2 separate regions of the Homo sapiens genome follow, and region 2 is linked to region 1. The links are chromatin loops, found by intact Hi-C in ENCODE. Cell type or tissue: natural killer cell. All regions are shown on one strand. Links, peaks and the distances in the headings refer to the core of each region. The heading gives the core; the rest is flanking DNA. Region 1 overlaps LOC112268450 (a long non-coding RNA gene). Region 2 overlaps LOC107986150 (a long non-coding RNA gene).

Region 1 (8,000 bases), core at 1-8,000:
CCTGTATTTTATTAATACTTTGAATAAAGGCAACAATGATTTTGAACATAAAAACAGAAGTGTGATATTAGGCTTTGCTGAGCTTTCTCGGTAAGAGGAAGTCCTTGTCTTTTGAGTGCCTGGTGGAGTAGGGAAGATAGTTTGGTAAATGGCACATTGTCTACTGGGAGGTAAGGAGATATAAGCAAACACTTATGATCCCTGAATCAAATGAACTGAGTAATTCCAAGCAAAGTGTGGCAGGAATTTAGAGGAAGGAGATTTTATAGTGGCCTGAATGGCCAGGGAAATATTTCCTGGAGGAGGTGACTTTTAAAGTGACCCTTAAAAAATGGATTTGATTTAGAAGATGAGAAAGAGAATAGGGAAAGCTTCCATGGATGTCTTAGATTTTTTTGGGTTACTATTTTCTTATCAAACTTCTACTTTATCTCAAAGCTTATTCTTTTATGCCTTTAGCCTCTGAAGCTGGATGTATCTAGGCATACAGCTTCAGAGGAGGTGTGCAGGCATACCTTGTTTTATTGCACTTCACAGATGTGTTTCTTACAAATTGAAGTTTTATGGCAAACCTCCATTGAGCAAGTCTATTGGTGCCATTTTCCCAACAGTATGTGCTCACTTTGTGTCTCTGTGACAAATTTTGGTAATTCTCAACATATTTCAAACTTTAAAATTATTATTGTATCTGTTATGTTGATCTGTGATCAGTGATCTTAGATATTCCTATTATAATGATTTCGGGGCACCATGAACTGTGACCGTATAAGACAGTGAACATAATTGATAAATGTTATGTGTGCTCTGACTGCTCCATTGACTGGCCCTTCTCCTATCCCTCTTCCTTTCCTCAGGCTCCCTATTTTCTGAGACAAAACAGTAATGAAATTATGCCTGTTAGTAGCCTTACAATGGCTGCTAAGAGTTCAAGTAAAAGGAAGAGTCCCATCTCTCACTTTAAATCAAAAGCTAGAAATGATTACACTTAGTGAGAAAGGCATGTTGAAAGCCAAGACAGGCCAAAAGCTAGGCCTCTTGAGCCAAACAGTTAGCTGACTTGTAAATGCAAAGGAAAAGTTCTTGGAAATCAGAAATGCTACTCCAATGAACACAAACGATAAGAAAATAAAATGCCTGATTGTTGATATGGAGAAAGTTTCAGTGGTTTGGATAGAAGATCAAACTGGCCACAACATTTCCTTAAGCCAAAACCTAATTCAGAGCAAGGCTCAAACTCTCTTCAATTCTATGAAGGCTGAGAGAGGTGAGGAAGCTGCAGAAGGAAGGTTTGAAGCTAACAGAGCTTGGTTCAAGAGCTTTAAGGAAAGATGCCATCTTCATAACATAAAAGTACAAGGTGAAGTAGCAAGTGCTGATGTAGAAGCTGCAGCAAATTACCCACAAGATCTAGCTAAAATCACTGATGAAGGTGGTTACACTGAACAACAAATTTTCACTGTAGACAAAATAGCCTTCCATTGGAAAAAGATGCTTTTATAACTAGACAAGAGAAGTCAATGACTGGCTTCAAAGCTTCAAAAGACAGGCTGACTCTTGTTAGGGGCTAATGCAGCTGGTGACTTTAAGTTGAAGCCAATGCTCATTTACCATTCTGAAAAACCTAGATCATTAAGAATTATGCTAAGTCTACTCTGCCTGTGCTCTATAAATAGGACAACAAAGCCTGGATGACAGCACATCTGTTTACAGTGTGATTTACTACATACTTTAAGTCCATTGTTGAGACCTACTGCTCAGAAAAGAAGATTCCTTTCAATACACCCAATACACCCAGTCATCTAAGATTTCTGATGAAGATATACAAGGAGATGAATGTTGTTTTCATGCCTGCTAATATATTTATTCTTCAGTCCATGGATCAAGGACTAATTCAACTTTCAAGTCTTATTATTTAAGAAATACATTTTGTAAGACTATAGCTGCCATAGATAATGATTCATCTGGTGGATCTGGGCAAAATACACTAAAAAGCTTCTGGAAAAGATTCACCATTCTAGATGCCATTAACAACATTTGTGATTCATGGGAGGAAGTGAAAACATCATTAACAGGAGTGTGAAAGGCATTCATTCCAACCCTCATAGATGACTTTGCAGAGTTCAAGATTTCAGTGAAGGAAGTAACTGCTGATATGGTGGAACTAGCAAAAGAACCAGAATTAGAAGTGTAGCCTGAAGGTGTGACTGAATGGCTGTAATCTCATTATCAAATTTTAGCGGATGAAGAGTTGCTTCTTACAGACGGGCAAAGAAAGTGTTTTTTTGAGATGAACTCTACTACTGGTGAAGATGCTGTGAGCATTGTTGAAATGACAACAAAGAATTTAGAATATTACATAAACTTGGTTGATAAAGCAGTGGAGGGGCTTGAGAGGATTGACTCCAATTTTGAAAGGAGCTCTATGAGAGTAAAATGCTATAAACAGCAACACATGCTACAGCGAAATCTTTCATGAAAGGATGAATCAATCGAAGTGGCAAGCTTCATTGTTGTCTTATTTTATGAAATTTCCACAGCCACACCAACCTTTAGAAACCATCATCCGGCTTGGTCAGCAGTCATCAACATTGAGGCAAGACCCTTCCCCAGCAAAAAGATTGCTACTCAGTGGAGGCTCAGATTTTTTTTTTTAGCAATAAATTATCTTTTAATAAAGTATGTACATTGTTATTTTAGACATGGTGCTATTGCACATTTAGTAGACTATAATATAATGTAAACATAGCTTTTATGTGCTCTGGAAAACACAAAATTTATGTGGCTAATTTTATGGCAATATTCACCTTATTGCCATGGTCTGGAGCCAGACTTGCAATATCTTTTGGGTATGCCTGTATGATAAAAATGGACCATGGGGACTGGCACAAAATGTGCTTGCTTTGAAGCTTAAAGAGAGTTTAGAGTTAGTGTGTAGTTCTTCCAAGGGAACTTCTCTTTGGAATGGAGAGTACGACTTTAAGTTTTGAGTCCTACTGCCATTTCCTGGGAGGTAGTAAGCTGAAGTCATATAGCTGGAAACTCTGCCAAAATAAGATTATTTCTTCCACTATAGTGTTTTGTCAGGAAGAACTTGAAAAATGAATTGAAACTGGAAATCAAGTACAACTGACAATAAAGAATATTGCCCCATTAGGAACACAACAAACCATTTGCAGTTAATGGAGTCTTGATTCTGTATTTTCTTGTGTTTAAGTATTGGGCTCTAGCCCAGAGAAGCCAAATTCAAAAAAAACTAAATGCCAGATATGAATAGACCCTTGATCACAAGCAATTTATTTCAACATTTGTTGTAATGATGGACTTACATTTTACTTGGTCCTTTTTACTTAATTGGCAATTATTAACTCTCACATATTATTAACTAATAAAGTTATACGATCTTTCCAGTAACTAATTCATACTTTAGGAGAACATTGAAATAGCCATTTAAACTGTCTGTGGAGAAAATATGGCCTCACTGAACCAACTACTTGGGTGCCCTTTCAATTACAGCAAGACTCCCAGCCATTTAGGCTAAAAAGAGCTCTGGAGATTCCCTTATTCAATAGCCTCATTTCACAGATGAGGAAAACAAGACCAGAAGAAGATGCTCCTCTTTCAGGGAATAAGTGGTTTTCAAGCTGTTCGTTCATTCAGTTGTTTGTTACTTGTTCAATCTAAGCACCTATGAGCCAGATATGTATTGTTCTGAGTGCTGGGGATATTGGGACCTGCTCCCAGGGGTCTTACATAGTGTGTATGTGGAAGAGGAATTAGAAAAGACTACACTTTTGGATTAACTAGCAATTTCATCACAGTGGTAAGTGCACTAAAGAAAAGAAGAACAAAGAAGAGAATTCTGATTGGGAGGAAGGGGGTGTTCAGGGAGAATTTTTTCAAGGAGGTGACATTTAGGCTGAGGCCTGAATGATGAAAAGTACTCATCATCTTTGTTATGATAATGGAGGAGGTTCTCACAGGTCGAGGAAGAGCCAAGCCCTGAGGTAGGAGGATGACTAGTCAGTTCAGAGTAGAACACAGCTCAGTGTTAGGTGAGGGCTTGGCATGGCATATTCTGCAGGCCTTGTGGGCTGAGTGAAGACCCTCAGTCTGTGAAAGGTCTACAGAGGACCTGAGGGATACAATTTATATTTTTAAAATGTTTTGTTGAATGTGATGTGGAACGGTGTGGAAAAGGTGGCTAGTTATGGGGCCACCACAGCCAAACCATATGAGAAGGATGTGGTCTAGAGTAGGGTTTGTGGCAGGGCTCAGCAAGAGAAGTGAATGTGTTTAGGATATATTTTAAAGACAGAACTGGCAGGGCTGTGGTTAAATTGGATGTGGGGGTGAGGGTAAATGAGAGAGTGATTAGAAGGACTGAAGCTTTTGGTTTAAGCACATAGGTAGGGCCATTTCCTGAAATGGGAAAGTCTTGAGAGGCGCAGGTTGGAGGGGGTACAGTGAAGAATCAAGGGTAATGAAGAAATAAATTGGTACTGTACAGAGACTGGAAAAAAGAAGAGTAGGCTTATTTTGATAGGGCAGTCGATGAAGGCCTCACTCAGGAGTTGACATTTAAGGTGAGAACTGAAAGGTGTGAAAAGTCAGAGAAGAACATTTCAGATAGAGGGAACCGCAGGTGCAGAGGCTCAGGGGAGGAAGTGGCTTCACAACTCAGAGGGAACCCAAGGGAGAGAGGTAATCAAAGGAGTGGTTTCCGTGTTTCATATTATAACTTAGATGTGATGGAAGAAATGTGCCTTTTTTCTCTTTTTAGCTGACCTGATTTTTCTCATAGGAGTTGAGATTGAAAGAAGGTACCAGGACTTTAAACCTGCCAATGAATCCACCTCTTTCAGATGACTCCATCACCTTTACACCCATGGCTTCCTTTATCTGGAATATTTGGATGAATTGAAAGTCTGTCTCTTAGATGTATTCAATCTAAGAGTTTGTCCCTGGATATTTGTACTAAAATATACTAAAACCAAAAGTCAAAACATCATATTAGTTAATAGAAAATTGTTCTGATATGTGAAGTAAAAGGGAATTGAAAGCATTATTTTCAAATTGACTGTGGCACATACATTTGGCCAAACATGAGTCCAATATATCTCAACCAACTCCAGTCATTGTCTTGCACTTTGCTTTACATTTGTTCCAATAGGATTACATGCTTTGGGTGTGGACGCCAAGAAGTGACAAAAAAAGGAAGTTGGGATCATTACGGTTAACCCAAGCATGTTGGAAACCAGAGAGAGGCTGAGTGCTATCATACACAGACCCATGAATCGGAGTAAGTTTGAAGCATTGACAATAATGGGTTGCAGTGTGTTTTGAAATAAACTATCCATTGGGAGAGGTGAAATGAAATAAAAAATTTATCAGAAATAAAACTACTAAAAAGATTAAATTTGAATTTGACCTACAGGGATTGATCATAATTGAGGAATTTGACCTGTAGGGATAAATTGTTAAACTGAAGAAAGAATTAAAGAATTTGATCCACAGGAACATATTGGTCAATTAATCTGAATGTTCTTTCCTGGCTCTTCACACATTTTAGATCTCACCCTAAATATCAACTCCTGAGTGAGGGCTTCATTTAGCGCTGTATCAAAGTGGCTTTTTTTTTTTTTTTTTTTGAGACAAGGTCTTGCTCTGTCACCCAGGCTGAGAGTGCAGTGGTGCAATAATGACTGACTGTAACCTGCACCTCCTGGGCTCAAGCGATCCTCCTTCCTCAGTTTCCCAAGTAGCTGGGAATACAGGCACATGCTGCCATGCCTGGCTAATTAAATTTTCTTTCTTTTTTTTCTTTTTTTTTTTTTTTTGGTAGAGATGATGTCCTCCTGTGTTGCCCAGGCTCGTTTCAAACTCCTGGGCTCAAGTGTTCCTCATGCCTTGGCCTCCCAAAGTGCTGGGATTACAGATGTGAACCACCACATCTGGCAGGATTATTTTTTTTTTTCCTGATCTCCATATCTATTTATTTTTTCTTTCCGTTTTGAGACACGGTCTCACTCTGTTGTTGCCCAGGCTGGAATGCAGTGAAGCTATCATGGCTCACTGCAGCCTCGACCTCCTGGGCCCAGGCGATCCTCCCGCCTCACCCTCTAATGTAGCTGGGACCAAAGGCATGTGCCACCACATCTGGCTAAGTTTTTAAATTTTTTGCAGAGACAGGGTCTCACTGTATTGCTCAGACTGGTCTTGAACTCCTGGCCTCAAGCATTCCTCCTGCCTCAGCCTCCCAAAGTGCTGAGATTATAGGTGTGAGCCACTATGCCAGGCCTATTTTGTCTAATAAATAAATCCTCACCCTACCTATACTCTCCCCAACCTGTTCCTCTCTAGACTTCCCATCCTAGGAAATGGTCCTACCTAGTTGCTCAAGTTCCCTCCTTGGTCGTCTCTTCCTTAGAGAACTTTCAGATTTTTATCTCTTCAACTGCCCCTCTCCTAGATGGATTGGGAGGCTCATGTGACCTCAAGGTGGCAGAGAAGAGAGGCCAAGTTGTTCTATTGCACTCCAGCTGCACCAGTCTCCATGGTGATGCTATTTGTCTGTCTAGTCAGGTGGTGGAGTTTGGGGGTGCTTTGCTGCCCTGACTTTGGAGAACTTAGTCTGTTCTCTGGGCTCAGTTGGCCTGGACTTCCTTTCTGTAGACTCATTCTCTCCTCAGTTTTCTTGGTGCTGCTGTTCTTTCTTTCTAAGGTCTGAGGGGCCCTGGGACCCCCAGCTTAAGATTCTTCAGGGTCACCTCACTAATGATGTGTGGCATCTTTGCAAATGGAAATATCAGCTTCTTTCCACCACCTTCATGATGCAGGCAGGAACCTGTAAGTCTCTTCCGTGACACCCGAGAGCCAAAGAAGACTCTGGGTAAGCAAGCCCTCTTACTATCTACCCATACTGTGTTGCCTATTTTTACTTTGCTGTGGCCATTCATTGTTGTCCCTCTATGTGATGACATCTTTCCAGAGTGAATCTGAAAGTGGCAACAGCACCTCTACTCTTGGCTTTCCTCTTGACCCTTGTCCCACCTGATACTTCTTTGATCTTATGAGCTAAGGAGGTTTGGTAGTGATCCATAACACATACACATCTGACAATTTGCTTTCCCTAAATCTCCTTTCTCTCTTTCTAGCAAACTCCCTGAGCTGGAAGGGGTATATTCTCCTCTTTCTCCTTATGGTGGTTTTAAAACAAGTCTGAAAAATTTTTGAAACTAAAAAAGGTGCAGTCCATGTCACCTCCCTTGACCCTGGGTGGGCCTTTGTGACTTTCTTGATGAAAGGAATATGGCAGAAGTGATGCTGCATGCTATGCTTTGAGTTTGTCCCCACCGAAACTTATGTTGGAATTTGGTCCCCGAAGGCCAGGCGTGGTGGCTCACGCCTGTAATTCCAGCACTTTGGGAGGCTGAGGCAGGAGGATCACGAGGTCAGGAGATCGAGACCATCCTGGCTAACATGGTGAAACCCCATCTCTACTAAAAATACAAAAAAATAGCCAGGCGTGGTGGCAGGCGCCTGTAGTCCCAGCTACTCAGGAGGCTGAGGCAGGAGAATGGCGTGAACCTGGGAGGCAGAGCTTGCAGTGAGCCAAGATCACGCCACTGCACTCCAGCCTGGGCGACAGAGCCAGACTCCATCTCAAAAAAAAAAAAAAAAAAGAAAGAAATTTGGTCTCCTATGTGGTGGTATTGGGAAGTAGGGCCTAGTGGGAGGTGTTTGGGTCATGGGGGAAGATCCCTTATGAATGTCTTGGTGCTACCTCAAAGTAGTAAGTTCTTGCTGTGGTGATATTAGATTAGTTGCTGTGGGAGTGGGTTGTTATACAGCCAGGATGTTTCTTAGATTTTGCCTTTTCACTCATACCCACTTACCCTTTGACCTTCCATGATGTTTTGACCTAGTTCAAAAGTCCTCACCAGAAACTGAACAGATGCTGAGACAATAATTCTTGAACTTCCCAGCCTAGAGAACAATGA
Region 2 (9,683 bases), core at 982-8,981, 86 kb after region 1:
AAAAGTATTCATGCAGGAAACTGAATGATGTACTTTATTTATGGATTTTCATAATTGGCATTGAAACACCGCTACTTTGCTGGCTCAGCTTTTTAATGTATGAGATCAGTCACTTGTAGGAGGAAAGAAGAATGAATGTGCCTCTGAATGTGGGGTGCTCTCTTTTAATTAAGAAACTTCAGAGGAAAGAGATGACAATAGGCAAAGATGAAACAAGTTAAAAGGAGCAGGCAGAGGATAGAGAAAACTGCATCTCATGCAGTTGACATTTATGTGGCACTTGTCTGGTTTGGACTTTTTGTAGGAGAACATTTTTTTTCAGAATTTATTTTATGTATCACTCATAAGTATTGCATAAATTCCATATTTATTTATACTGTAGGTCTGTCTCCCCTTCCAGGCATAAAAAAGGACACTTTTAATTTCAGGTGACAATGGAGCATACAATTTTAGCTACTTGCTTAAAAGTTAACATTTATTGAGTGTTTTTTATGTGCCAGGCATTGGAATCATCTATATGTATAAAATTTTATTTATGTCTCATAGCAACCATATGAGGAAAGTATGATTATTATTTTTATTGTTCCTGTGTTACAGATGAGGAAACTGAAGGCAAGAAGTTGCCAAGTTTAGACAATTGGTAAGTAACAGATGTCAAAGCTATGGCTTTATACTATATTGAGCTTCTTGATGGTGGAGGTTCCATCTCATACTTTTTTGATACTCAGCTCAGTGTCTGCAATAGAGTGTTTGTTGAATAATCTACAGAACCTAAATATTTTTAAAGGGACTTTTGCAAAACAGCTAGTATCCTTAGATCCTTTTTTCCCCCATGTACATAATCAAGAGCTGGAGATTATTAAGGAAAAATTTGGACTTCCTTTTTGGACATGTTAACTTCGACATTCAAATGTAGATGTTTGTTCAATAATTATATTTATGAAGCCAGAGCTCAGGAGATAAATTGGAGCTGGAGAAATAAATACGGTTGTCATCAGTGAATAGAAGCATTTAAAATCATGAGTGAGATGAACACTGTGATGGCGTGGAGTGTGAGTGTGAGTGGGGAAGCTGGAAATGTGAAGAGGGCTAAAGACTTAGCCCTAGGCTGCTATCATTAGCAACTGAGCATAGAAGAAAAAAAGTGAGTTGGAAATGGAAAACTAGGAGTGAAAAGTCATAGGTGCTAAGAGAAAAAGGTGATTTGGGCAGATGAGTGTGGGCAGCTGAATCAAAATGGTGTGAGAGGTCAGGTTAGATGAAGACAAAGCACTGACCGCTGGGTTTAGTGTGGCCAAGGCGATTGGTAAGAGTTGATTCATGGGTATGGTGGGGATGAGAGAGGAGCAGAGTGGGCTGGAAAAAGAATGGAAGCTGAAGATTAGTCAATTCCTTAGAAGTTTGCTGTAAAGGGGAGATGAAGGAAGCTGAATGGGGTCATAGGATCAAGGGAGAGTTGTCTTCTTGAAAAATAGATGACAGTAAGGCATATTTTATGCTCAAGGGAATAATCTGGTAGTGCAGAAGAAACTGAAGATGTAGGAAAGAGAGGGGAGAATTGCTAGAATGTTGTCCTTTAGGAGGCAAAGGGGGGAGGAGAGCAGGACTCCAGTGCCAGGGGAGAGGGACCATTGGAGAAGGGACACTTCTTCCATTGGTCCAGGAGAGAAGGCAAGATAGGTGGTGCTGATGAGAAATATTCCTCCCTTACATTCATATTACTAAACTTGCAAGAGCTGATGGATTTTGCACATGCCAAGTGATACACGTTTCTTCTCTGAATAAATGCATATGTACAGAGAAAATATTCAGTCTGAAAGTGCATGCAAGAAATAAGTAAAATTTAATAGTCAAAGGCAATCTTATGATCAAACCAACATTTAGGGTTGAACTTTAACTGCTTACTACTTCTGTGGCTGTTACCTGAGGTTAAAGGAAGAAATTTGCCATAAAAATTAATGTAACAAAATCTTTAATAAAATGCTAAAATGTGAAAAATTTTAAATCAGGAATTATGTCTGTTTTTGCTCAAAGAAATTAAATCTTTATAGATATTATAGAAATAATGGTGGCTATAACCAATTGTAACTTCTGTGAACTGAGAACCATATCATGTTCCCAGTACTTTTCAAATATTTGTGCTGATCTTCACAGCAAAACAAACAGAGTAGTTTTACTACAGTTTGACAAGTGAGAAAACTGGCAGTGAGGTTCTGCAAGGTTTAATGATTTGCTCAAAGTCACCCAGCTGGTAAGGTGATGTTTAAATTAAAGCTCATTCTGGATTCAGAATTGCTTTTCCTAATGCACTGTCTTGATATATAAATGTTGTGATGTAAATAAAGTCCCTATTTAATGTGTGAAAAACTTTTGGCTCAAAAAAACAAACTTGCTCAAATATCTATAGAATTGCACTTATTTGCACAAACTACTCATTTTTTCTTCTAGTCTAGTGTATAAATTCAGCTAGAAGGAAAGAAGGAATGAAGGAGAGAAGAGGGAAGGAGAAGAGGGAGGCTAAGATATCATCATTTGTCTGATTTATAAGGTTAGCAAAGTCAGTGACTACTGGTGTGTCTTTTCACCCTATCATATATGCAAAGGGCTACCACGTATTTTGTATTTTGAGTCTGACTTGATTTTTAAGCTATTTTTATCACTGTGGTTTCACAACATTTGTGGGATCTTTAAGTTTTAAAATGTGGTTAAAACATGCATGTTCCCTGTGTTCTGTCAACTACTGAGATATTTACTGAGCCTGTTTCTGCTTCTCTGCCTCAGGACCTGTGTATTAGTTCATTCTCATGCTGCTATAAAGAACTGCCTGAGATTGGGTAATTTATAAAGAAAGGAGGTTTAATCGACTCACAGTTCCACATGGCTGTGGAGGCCTCAGGAAACTTACAATCATGGTGGAAGAGGAAGCAAACAAGCCCCTTATAAGACCATCAGATCTTGTGCCAACTCACTCACTACCATGAGAACAGCGTGGAGAAACCACCCCCGTGATCTAATCACCTCCCACAAGGTCCCTCCCCCAACACGTGGGGATTACAATTTGTATCACAATTCAAGATGAGATTTTGAGTGGGGACACAGCCTAAGCATATCAGCCTGAATGCTTCCCACCCCACCACCTTGGTTATAAAAGGCCTACTTCCTCAGCTGGTCATTGGCAGCTGAGGGCTCAGTCACATTTCACAACAGAAGCCTCCTGTCTGGGGTCCCTCTTCCACAGCTTTTTCCTACTGGATGTCCACCATGTTTCCTGGCTGTGTAGGAATCACTGACCTTCCTGGCTGTTTGGAGACTTTCTAGTTTATGGGTCCTACATTTGCAAGACAGAATTCAGAAAACTTTCTTCAGCTTTCTTTACAGCTATTCACTCCCTCTCATGACAGCTGGATTAGAAGTGGGCAACTGGTGGAGGGTGGATCCATGAGGAGTTCACTTTGCTAGCAAGAGTGGTGACTGAGACTGCCTGTTCTTGGGAGTGGCAGGGGTTGCAAAGTTAGGCTCCTGGCACAGAAGTGGCTTTGATGGTGTGGTGGTGGCAGTGGGGTCAATTTCCTTATCTGGCCAGTTCTGTGGCATAGTTTTGAGTGTTTTTTCTAGAAGTTTAGTCTTGAACCTGCTTCTCCCACCCTTCTAATGATTTTGTGAGTGATCTAATGTCCTTCTGAAAAACTGTTGTTTCCAAAGAAGATCATCACCAGATGTACCCCTTCAATCTTTCTTCTACAATGAAGCCAGAACAACCTCTTAGGAACATAAGTCTGCCCCTGTGCCACCTAACAACCACAATTTATTTTCTTTCCATTGTTCTCAGAATACCACATTTTATAGAACTGAGAGTTCTGTCTTTTGAAAGGCACACCTTATTTTGTGAACTACCAGGAAAGAAAATGCTGCTATGTCACATCTTTGATTGTAGCAGGTATCCTGGTTTCAGAGCTGTTGAAATGAGGTGGGGTGGGCAGTGTCTTAGAAGTGAGGAAATGTGGTAACATCTCACATCTTTGATGTGGCCTTCTAAGGCTGGGAATTGATGTGACATGCTCCTCCCTCTCCTCTTGTGCCTCTTTACTCTTTGCCCTCTCACTAACTCTCAAGAGGGTCTTTTCTCCCTCCCTGGAAAGGTTATGCTTTCTTATCTGTGCTGTTTCCCTTGCCCACTTCTTAACATAATTACTATTCCTTTCTAATGCCTTAGCTTAAATGTCATTTCCTCAGAGAAGTCCTCCCCGAACCCTCGCATTCTTCCTTCCTCTAATATTAGCACAGTACTTAGCCTTTGTTCAGCATTTACTATCTGCTGGGCTCAGTGCTAAGCACGTTACATATATTGCCTCATTTAATCCTCACTACAAACTTGCGAGATAGATGCTATTTTTTTGGTCAGTTTTCAGAAGAGAAAACTGAAGCTTAGAACTGTGCAGTAACCTGCCCAACGTTTCACAACCAGAAAACAAGGAGAAGGAGCCAGGATTCACACCCAGGCCTGGCTCATCATGCTGCTGGGCTGCCTCTCTATTTACTCACAGGTGATCAGCAGGTCTGTTATGTAATCTCAGACTGTACAGTTGAAATTATTTAAGTATTTGTATAAAATAATTATCTAGTAAGGATGCCAAATTCCATGAAGACAGTGATAGTAGATCTTGACCACTCTGGCGCATATTAAGTGTCCAGCTAATCTTTATTTTTAAAATTTTAATTGTAGAAATGTACAAATGCATGTAAAACTAAAAATAATAGTATCACAAGTCCTCATATCTCTTGTTCCTGCTTCATCAAAAATCAATTCCTGGCCAATCTTATTTCATCTCTGTCCCCACTTCCTCTCCCTTGCTACTAGATTTTTTTGAAGCAAATCCCAGAGATCATATCATGTCATCCATTAGTATTTCTGAAAGGTAAAAGTTATTTTTAGGGATATAACTTTAATACCATTACCACATGTTTAAAAATTAACAATAATTCCTTAGTCAGTATTCAATTCATCCCAAATATTTCATGAATAATTTTTACAATCAGTTCACTCCAATCCAAGCAAAGGCTGCACAATGTAGCTGGTTGAATTGTTTCTGAAATCTCTCTTAATTTATAGTTTCTACAGCCTCATTTTTCCACCATCTTGCAATTCATTTGTTATTTGTCCTGTAGACTTTTCATATTCTGGATTTTGCTGATTACATCACAGTGCTTTTGGTTTAACATGTTTCTTTGACCTGGTGTTTCTTGGAAATTGTTGATGCTTGATCAGATTCAGCAGTATGAAAGCAGGCCCATATGCCATACACCTCAGTATTTTAAAGTTATAAAGCTCTGTCCAGACAGATGACCATTTCCACCCCCAGTTTTTCTCCTAGAGCTGAAAGAGTCATGTGCTCCTGGGGAAGAATTAATGCCCCAGTAGTCACCATGATCTGCAGGGGCACAACAGAGTGAAGTCAGTGACTCAGTGACTAGTTTCTCACAAAACAGACTTTAAACCAACAAAGATCAAAAAAGACAAAGGCATTACATAATGGTAAAGGGATCAATTCAACAAGAAGAGCTAACTATCCTAAATGTATATGCACTCAATACGGGAGAACCCAGATTCAAAAAACAAGTTCCTAGAGGCCTACAAAGAGACTTAGACCCCCACACAAGAATAGTGGGGGACTTTAACACCCCACTCTCAATATTAGACAGATCATTGAGACAGAAAATTAACAGGGATATTCAGGACTTAAACTCAGCTCTGGATCAAGTGGACCTCATAGATATCTACAGAACTCTCCACCTCAAAACAACAGAATGTAAATTCTTCTCAGTGCCACGTGGCACTTACCCTAAAATCAATCACATAATTGGAAGTAAAACACTCCTCAGCAAATGCAAAAGGACTGAAACCCTAACTAACAGTCTCTCAGACCACAGCACAATCAAATTAGAACTCAAGATTAAGAAACTCACTCAAAAGCACACAACTACAAGGGAATTGAACAACTTGCGCCTGAATGACTCCTTGGGCAAATAATGAAATTAAGGGAGAAATCAAAGAGTTATTTGAAACCAATGAAAACAAAAAGACAACATACCAGAATCTCTGGGATGCAGCTAAAGCAGTGTTAGGAGAGAAATTTATAGCCCAATGCCCTCATCAAAAAGTTAGAATGATCTCAAATCAACACCCTAACATCACAACTAAAAGAACTGGAGAGCCAGGAGCAAACAAACCCCAAAGCTAGCAGAAGACAAGAAATAACCAAGATTGGAGTAGAACTGAAGGAGATAGAAACACGAAAACCCTTCAAAAAAATAAATGAATCCAAGAGCCGGTTTTTTGAAAAAATTAATAAAATAGACCACTAGCTAGAATAATAAAGAAGAAAAGAGAATAATCAGACACAATAGAAAATGATAAAGGGGATATCACCAATGAACCCACAGAAATACAAACAACCATCAGAGTATACTATAAACACCTCTATGCACATAAACTAGAAAATCTAGAAGAAATTGATAAATTCCTGGACACATACACACTCCTAAGACTGAACCAGGAGAAATTGAATCTCTGAATAGACCAATAACAAGTTCTGAAATTGCAGCAGTAATAAATAGCAAAGCAACCAAAAAAAGCTCAGGACCAGGTGGATTTACTGCTGAAATCTACCAGAGATACAGAGGAGCTGGTACCATTTTTTTCTGAAATGATTCCAAACAACTGAAAAGGAGGTACTTCTCCCTAACTCATTTTATGAGGCCAGCATCATCCTGATATCATAACCTGAGAGAGATACAACAAAAAAAGAAAACTTTAGGCCAATATCCCTGATGAACATTGATGCAAAAACCCTCTACAAAATACTGGCAAGCTGAATCCAGTAGCACATCAAAAAACTCATCCACCATGATCAAGTCAACTTCATCCCTGTCATGTAAGCCTGGTTCAACATATGCAAATCAATAAACATAATTCATCACATAAACAGAACTGAAGACAAAAAACACATGATCACCTCAATAGATGCAGAAAAGACCTTTGGTAAAATTCAACATCCTTTCATGTTAAAAAGTCTCAATAAGCTAGGTATTGATGGACATAGCCCAAAATAATAAGAGCCATTTATGACAGACCCAAAGCCAATATCATACCAAATGGTCAAAAGGTGGAAACATTCCCCTTGAAAACCAGCACAAGACAAAGATACGCTCTCTTACCACTCCTATTCAGTGTAGTATTGAAGTTCTGGGTAGAGCAATCAGGTAAGAAAAAGATATAAAGGATATTCAAATAAGAAGAGAGGAAGTCAAACTGTCTCTGCAGATGATATAATCTTATGTCTAGAAAACCCCATCATCTCAGCCCCAAAGCTTCTTAAGCTGTTAAGAAACTTCAGCAAAGTCTCAGGATACAAAATCAATGTGCAAAAATCACAAGCATTTCTATACACCAACAATAGACAAGCAGAAAGCCAAATCATGAATGAACTCCCATTTACAATTGCTACAAAGAGAGTAAAATACCTAGGAATACAGCTAACAATGGAAGTGAAGGACCTCTTCAAGGATAACTACAAAGTACTGCTCAAGGAAATCAGAGCGGACACAAACAAATTGCATGGGAAGAATCAATATCGTGAAAATGGCCATACTGCCCAAAGCAATTTATAGATTCAATGCTGTTACCATTAAACTACCACTGACATTCTTTGCAGAATTAGAAAAACTACTTTAAAATTCCTATGGAACCTAAAAAGAGCCCATATAGCCAAGACAATCCTAAGCAAAAAGAACAAAGCTGGAGGCATCATGCTACCTGACTTCAAACTATATTACAAGGCTACAGTAACAAAAACAGCATGGTACTGGTACCAAAACAGACACATAGACCAATGGAACAGAATAGAGATCTCAGAAATAAGTCCACACACCTACAACCATCTGACCTTCGAGAAACCTGGCAAAAACAATCAATGGGGAAAGGATTCCCTATTTAATAAATGATGCTGGGAAAACTGGCTAGCCATATGCAGAAAATTGAAACTGGAACCCTTCCTTATGCCTTATACAAAAATTAACTCAAGATGGATTAAAGACTTAAATGTAAAACCCCAAACTATAAAAACCCTAGAAGGAAATCTAGGCAATACCATTCAGGACATAGGCATGGGAAAAGATTTAATGACAAAAATGTCAAAAGCAATTGCAACAAAAGCAAACATTGACAAATGGGATTTAATTAGGCTAAAGAACTCTGCACAGCAAAAGAAACTATCATCAGAATGAACAGACAACCTACAGAATGGGAGAAAATTTTTGAAATCTATCCATCTGACAAAGGTGTAATGTCCAGAATCTACAAGGAACTTAAACAAATTTATGAGAAAAAAACAACCCCATTAAAAAGTGGGCAAAGGACATGAACAGACAGTTCTCAAAAGAAGGCATTTATGTGACCAACAAACATACGAAGAAAAGCTCAACATTACTGATCATTAGAGAAATGCAAATTAAAATCACAATGAGATACCATCTCATACAAGTTAGAAAGATGATTATTAAAAGTCAAGAAACAACAGATGCTGGTGAGGCTGTGGAGAAAAAGGAACACTTTTACACTGTTGGTGGGAATGTAAATTAGTTCAACCATTGTGGAAGACAGTGTGGCAATTCCTCAAAGACCTAGAACCAGAGATACCATTTGACCCAGCAATCTTATTACTGGGTATATACCCAAAGGAATATAAATCATTCTTTATAAGGATATATGCACATGTATATTCACTGCAGCACTATTCACAATAGCAAAGGCATGGAATCAACCTAAACGCCCATCAACGACAGACTGCATAAAGAAAATGTGGTACAAATACACCATGGAATAATACTATGCAGCCATAAAAAGGAATGAGATCATGTTCTTTGCAGGCACATGGATGGAGCTGGAAGCCTTTAACCTCAGCAAACTTATGCAGGAACAGAAAACCAGACACTGCATGTTCTCACTTATAAGTGGGAGCTGAACAATGAGAATACATGGACACAGGGAGAGGAACAACACACATTGGGGCCTGTCGGAGGGGGTTGGGGGAGGGAGAGCATCAGGATAAATAGCTAATGCATGTGGGGCTTAATACCTAGGTGATGGGTTAATAGGTGCAGCAAACCACCATGGCACACATTTACCTATGTAACAAACCTGCACGTCCTGCACATGTATCCTGGAACTTAAAATAAAATGAAGTTAAAAAAAATTAAAAAAAGAAGTGTTGAGGCTGATAAACTAATACCTTAAAATATAGTGCTTTGACATGCTGAACTAAAGCAGAAGCCTCAAGGTCTCTCTGACCAACCCCCTCCAGCCCCCGACCCCTGCCGCCCCACAATCCTTTCTCTCAATCCTCAACTCCAGACCTGACAAAGAAGAAAATAATTACCTCTTACCTCTGATCCCTACCCTGAGTTTTCATTAACTGAGCTCATAATGCAGAAAGAAAGACTGAACTCTGTCAATATACCTGGACAGACTTTGGTCACAAACCATTATCTACTATTTGGGCTGGCCTAGCCGGCTTTGGCCCAGGCCGTTGTATATTGTTCAAGCTCATTGAATTCCTCTAAAAATAATTTATTACACCACTAAAATTATCCATATTTCCCCACCTCCTTTTTCCCTAGGAGGGGGA

Evidence for each region. A loop is a pair of places that touch in the nucleus more often than their neighbours do. Peaks named below come from ENCODE experiments on the same cell type or tissue, not always from the same donor. Only the 100,000 strongest peaks of a DNase experiment are listed, where the experiment ranks them.
Region 2: it touches region 1 in a loop (4-fold over the local background); 23 of 110 quality-filtered maps call a loop at or near these places.

What each region holds. Positions count from the first base shown.
Region 1 is chr3:161,306,705-161,314,704 of GRCh38, forward strand. LOC112268450 (a long non-coding RNA gene) reads left to right here. Exons shown (of 2, transcript XR_002959658.2): 2 at 5,171-5,299. Among named protein-coding and RNA genes, the nearest start is that of SPTSSB, 61 kb to the right of the region's middle. In natural killer cell, for the core only: no CTCF peak of the experiment used is centred there; DNase peaks (open chromatin) are centred at 4,287 and 4,637; H3K27ac peaks cover 1,858 bases; H3K27me3 peaks cover 202 bases.
Region 2 is chr3:161,391,325-161,401,007 of GRCh38, forward strand. It overlaps LOC107986150 (a long non-coding RNA gene), which reads left to right. Exons shown (of 3, transcript XR_007096152.1): 2 at 598-640. Among named protein-coding and RNA genes, the nearest start is that of SPTSSB, 25 kb to the left of the region's middle. In natural killer cell, for the core only: no CTCF peak of the experiment used is centred there; a DNase peak (open chromatin) is centred at 4,007; H3K27ac peaks cover 933 bases; H3K27me3 peaks cover 1,000 bases.